Regions from separate parts of the Homo sapiens genome. Here region 2 is linked to region 1. Evidence: chromatin loops called from intact Hi-C (ENCODE). Cell type or tissue: HepG2. All regions are shown on one strand. Links, peaks and the distances in the headings refer to the core of each region. The heading gives the core; the rest is flanking DNA.

Region 1 (2,800 bases), core at 79-2,578:
AAAACAGGGCTGGGTTTGATCAGTGAATTCGTATTCTCAAGACCCTCTTGATGGGTCTGCAGCTGCAGCCATTTATGCGCTGGCTTTTTCACAGATGTAGCCAGAGAAAGCTCCATGGTTTTTGTCTTTTTGTTGTTGGATTTGTTTTCTTTAATATAAAAAAGTGGCAACTTTTTTAAAAGTTCTCAGTTTTGTTATAGAAACTTGTGAATCTTGGGCATCCTTGGGAGTATACATTGTTGAAATAATTATGACTTTTTAAAATCTAGGATCACTAAGTTGGCAGAAACTATACTTAAATAACAGAAGGTGATCATTTGCATTTCAAAATTTATCTGTCTTGCTTTTCCCCTCAATTAGACCAAAACATGTTGATTCACAGGTTTCTGTGTGTGTGTTTTTTCTTTTTTAAACTTATTTATAGAGCAGAATAATGGCCCCCCTGCTAGTTTGGCATTTGCTCAAGTTTCTGTCCATGCAAATCAAATCTGTTACTGGAAATTTTTCTCAAAATATAAAGGCACATCATCCACAAGATAAAAAGATATACTGCTGATATTATAAAGCACAGGGCAGGTGGATAATGTTTTCAGGACAAATATGTGATAAGGATTCCCAGGAGGTGAAGTGGCAGGGTAGAGGGTGCACACTGTTTAAACAGAAGTGAGTTGCTCTCATCATAATCTTGTGACAACTTTTCTTTCTAACCAAACATCAGCTGCTTAACATGCTTTAGAGTTACTTGGACAATAATACTAAGGTTAGACTTGGGAAGTAAGAGGGAGGGGATCACATGAAAGGAAATTACTTCAACCTTTAGTGTTCCTAAGGGTAGATCAAAAGGTGGTTAAACAATCTATGACCCATGTAGTTACTGATTTGTATTTTTAAGTATTGAAATATTAACATATTATCATTGCTTCCATCCTTTGAGGAGAGGAAAACCTATCTGTAGTTTTGATTTATCAGTAGCACTGCCTATGAACTTTTGGAGCAAACAGTAATTCACAAATTTTTGCTCCAATTTCCCTTGAGTTATAAGTAAGGGGTACGAGCACATAGACTTAACCAAGTTCTATAACTCTCTAGATTTAAGGTCATCTTAATAAGAACACTGGTATTACTTTTCTGTTAAGGCCATTACTCGTTTTGTTTTACCTGGTTGCTAAAATTAACAGGCCCAATGAATGGAAAGCCTTTCCACATTGTTCACAAAGCATGCCACAACACTAGAACACTTTTGCAACTCACAAAGCTTGGAAGTACAATTCTTTTATGCAAATAATGACAACAAAGCACCTCTTCAGACTACAGCTTTTTTCAAATGCTAGTGAAGGACAACCTGGAAGAGGACAGCAAAATCCATTAATGGTAGACTGCCACCTGCTGGTCAACTAAGAGAATTGTAATTTCTGGGACAAGGCTTAAAAATTAGAACTTAGAAACCGATCTGTATTAAATTCGGTATTTCAGTATATGAAATTGAAAGTGTGTATCTGTTGATGAATGTAATATGGTTCTGTTCCACATATATTAAAACTCTCAGGATACCAACATGTTATGGATATTAAAGTAAATATGACTGTGCTTGAGAATAAAGAAAAATAATCTGCTAGAATGTTCAAGCACAAATTTACAGATAGTTTCCAATAAGTAACAATATATACACTTACTAGGAACCAGGAGAAAAAAAAGAAAGTAACAACAAAAATAAGAAATAAGAAACTACTTACAAATATTAAACAATATTCCATAAATGTGTGGTTTTGTTTTGTTATATGGTTCCCACTGTACTTCACTTTAGCATGTAACAGGCTTGACTCAAAAAAACTCCCAAATTAAGTTTGATTCTAAAACTTCCAAATTCATTATAATTAACAAATATATTTCTAAGTACACTGGAACCTAAAATGTTATTTCTTATCAAATTAGAAAGTGGGGAGGATCTGGTTTTTTTTTTTAATCGAGTAACTGTAATAAAGTGAATTCAACATGCAATTTTTTATCCTATTTACTAACATGATTTCAAAACATAACATCACATTATCTATTTGAGAAAAAAAAATGTAAGTGTGCTCTATTGTCTCTAACAATAAACAAAAACCAAACAGTCTTAATTTGAAGGAAGAAGGAGGAAAGAAAAGAAAACCCTAATAGTTGCTTTCAGGAACGTTTTAGGATATTTATTTTATAGGTTGGAAAACTTTGGTATTCTCTACTGCAGAAATAATTCTTAACAATGAAAGTTGTAACTAGAAACAATCTAGCTCTTTTAATCCTTATTATCATCACTTCCCATTATGCAGAGAAACAAGGTTAGCATCAATACACTAGTTAGCTGTTAAGTATTAAATACTATATTGATCAACACCTAAGCAGACTATATCAAAAAAAAATCAGCTTGAAACTCCTTTGAAGGCCAATGGGGCAACAGGTGAAGTGACTCTGGCCATCCAAAGAGGCTAAATGGTAAGCAAAAGGTGAACAAACTTTGGATTCATAATACAGCCCCATCTGCACTGATGACTGAGAAAAACCAACTCAAATGCAATTCATATGCTTATGCTACCTATAATTGTCAATAAAAGATCTAATACCCACAGAATAAATCTCTAATTTTTAAAAAATAAAGACAATACAGTAAAGGCAAGATAAAACTGTTTTGTCTATAAAAATTTGTTATAAAATGCCAGGTTGGCACATCACTAAAATCATATTGCATTTTTAAAACCTCCATTGTGCCAGGCACCATGGGCTCATGCCTGCAATCCCAGCTATTCCAGAGGCTGGGGCAGGAGGA
Region 2 (2,800 bases), core at 31-2,530, 320 kb before region 1:
GGAAATGGGTCTCTTTTTCAGTTGGGACGTGGGTCCGTAACAAGGGCAGAATTAGACCCTCAGAGCTTTGGTCTTCTTATCAGGGTGGAATGCTCCCTTTGGTCAGTGACACCCAACTCTTTCCTTTTTTGAGCGATTACTGTGTGCCAGGCATTTCACATACACAATCTCACTTAATCTTTACAATAACCCTGAGATAAATACTATGAGTATCCCTTTTGGTAAATGAGAAAACTAGAACTCAATGAGGTTTAGTAACTTGCCCCAAATCATTCAAATAATAAGTGACAGAGCTGAGTTTCCTACACACCCAGGCTTCCCAGGTCTGCGTCATAACTAGCCTTCTTGGGTAAAGTCTCCAGCGTTTGAACAGTGTTACCTTCTCTTCCTTACTCCATGCCCTCCTAAGCAAAACTGTACAGGTTACCCCTTGCATTCCTAGCTCCAAGTCCAATTGCTTTCTAAGAGAGCCACTTCCCTTGCTCTTACATTTATCGATCAAAGAGCACAATGACTTCAATTAACTTCCTATGGAAAGGATTTGGGTGAAGTCTTTGATCTCCTTGAGGCAGCAGGCCTTAGATTTCTTTGTAGCCCTGCCCAACACTTAGAAAATGTCTCAAACTCACCTCGAGTTTCTCAATACCTGTTTGTTGAATGATTAAGTGAGGGAATGATGGCTGAATGCTATTCAGGTAGTAATTCCATGCTTCTGCCCTGACCACAAATGATCTATTTACTTGATTTTAGTGACTCCACAGTAGCTGTTATATTACCTCAGGGTAAAATTACTCATTTCTTGTTCCTAAGACCTAGTAATTTATATGCTGAACATGTAATAATCTATTATATCAAATACCAACTCCTATTGAAAAAAAAAATAGCTTGCTGCCGAGCATAACAGCCCTGGATACACAAAATGAGTACAGGTGACTTATGAGTTTACACAAAAGAGCCTTCTGTTCTGGATGCAGCTGTTTCAGAAAAACACAGCTAAGAGTATAGAAGGAAGCTGGGTAAGTAAATATTAGGAGAGGCCTTTAAAAGCAGCCTTGATCACTGGATCCTTAGGATGTGTTTGTTAGGCAAGGATGCCCTAATAATGCTTAATATTGAAACAACATTTACAATGCAACAGACAGGCAATAGGAAGGCTGTTTTTCTGAAAATGAGCAAGCGGAAACATGACAGACCTAAGGGAGAGCTAAGACCCACTAGGTTTTAGCTCACAACCTCAGACAAGTCAGCAAGGCACCCAACAGCAAGGAGCAAAGACCCGGGCATCAAATGGCTGGCACTGCCTGCCTGAGTACCTAGGAAAAGCACAGCCAAAGGGAAGTGAAAACTTTATCCCCAAGCCCAGGGTCCCTGACCACTCCACCCAAATGCTACAGTGGGAAGTACACTGGGGAGGGGGGAAGGGAGTTAGGTGCTGGTCGAGGGCACTCTGTGCTCTCCTTCCCACTTCCCTGGATCTCTCAGGCCTGATGGTGCTGCTGCAACAGTGGCCATGGCTGCTACTTCCCGCTCATGGTTGTTGGCAAGGCCCGTGACAATTTGCAGAGTCTGCCTCTCTCTCATCTTTTCTCCTTGACTCACAATTCCCTAAATCAGCACTTGAATATAGAGCACTAGTCCCTGTTCCCTTACCACAGTCAAGGAGAAAAAGCCCCAGCTTTGGAGTGAGGCCCATCTGGGTTTGAATGCAGGCATCATTATTTGCTAACATGTAACACTGAGCAAGTGACAATCTTGCAGGGCTTTTGCGTCCTCCTCTTTAAAATGGGCATGATATTGTTTACTGCAGAGAGTTACAGTTAAATGGTATGAGCCAGACTAAGAATCTAACCAAATACCTAGCCCTGGAGAACATTCTCTATAAATGGTAGTTCCCTTACCTGTTGGTCTGACTCTTTGTCCCCGCTAAGCTGCTCCATCTTCTATTGGAGTATAATTAGGAGCAGCTGGGAAATATCTGATAAAGTTTTACTTTATTCCATATGTCCTTGAATTGAATCTTCTGTCCTCGGTACTCCTCTTCTCACCATTAAGCCCCCTTCCTTTCATCTCTGGGGAAATCTGGAAACCAGAGGATAGTCCAGCCTCCCATGGAAAAGACTGGCACTAATCTGGTTAATGACATCCCAGAGCGATCTGTAGAGCAAATAACATCCTAGTTTGCCCAGAATTTTCCCAGTTCTAGCACTGAAAGTCCCATGTCCCAGGAAATACCTTATCCTAGGCAAACCAGGGCAGCTGGTTGCTCTATCTTTACAGTCAAATAGAAGGCTCATCATTTTTCAGATTTATTATTAACAGCAAGTGACTTAAGTAAAACTTAGTCAAAACTCAGCATGAGATACAGGAGTCTCATGTTCCTGCTGAGTGTTCTTGTCAGATATCAAAGTGTCACTTGGGAGTGGTCCCATATGGGACATCAAATGCTGTTCTTCCAGCCAGTCTGCAAGCTGGACCTGACAGGCAACTGGAAAAATCCAAAAGGCTCCTCAAAGACATACCCAGAAATAAAGTTATTACAGGACAAGGTTACTGACATTACTGACCCAGGCAGAGTAACTTTCCCAGGCCAGGGATGGGTTTCTCTAGCCTTGCAAGACAAGGGAACAAAAGCCTATACATTGGAATCATTCAAATGTTGGGAGAATCTCAACTCCATTACAATTACTAGCTGGTAAGACCTGGAGAAGCTGCTAATCCCTCTACACGTGTATTTCCTGCAATAATAATTCATATATTTTAGGGTTGTGAAGAATTAATACAATAATCCAAGTGAAATGCC

The links. Hi-C counts contacts between places; a loop is a spot of excess contacts. Peaks named below come from ENCODE experiments on the same cell type or tissue, not always from the same donor. Only the 100,000 strongest peaks of a DNase experiment are listed, where the experiment ranks them.
Region 2: it touches region 1 in a loop (6-fold over the local background); 6 of 110 quality-filtered maps call a loop at or near these places.

The regions. Positions count from the first base shown.
Region 1 is chr1:213,243,360-213,246,159 of GRCh38, reverse strand. All of the region lies in intron 12 of RPS6KC1 (ribosomal protein S6 kinase C1), which reads right to left. Among named protein-coding and RNA genes, the nearest start is that of RPS6KC1, 190 kb to the right of the region's middle. In HepG2, for the core only: a CTCF peak has its summit at 1,382 (motif pointing left); DNase peaks (open chromatin) are centred at 709 and 1,339.
Region 2 is chr1:213,567,655-213,570,454 of GRCh38, reverse strand. It overlaps a transcript of RPS6KC1 not described here. Among named protein-coding and RNA genes, the nearest start is that of LINC00538, 360 kb to the left of the region's middle. In HepG2, for the core only: no CTCF peak of the experiment used is centred there; DNase peaks (open chromatin) are centred at 544 and 1,004.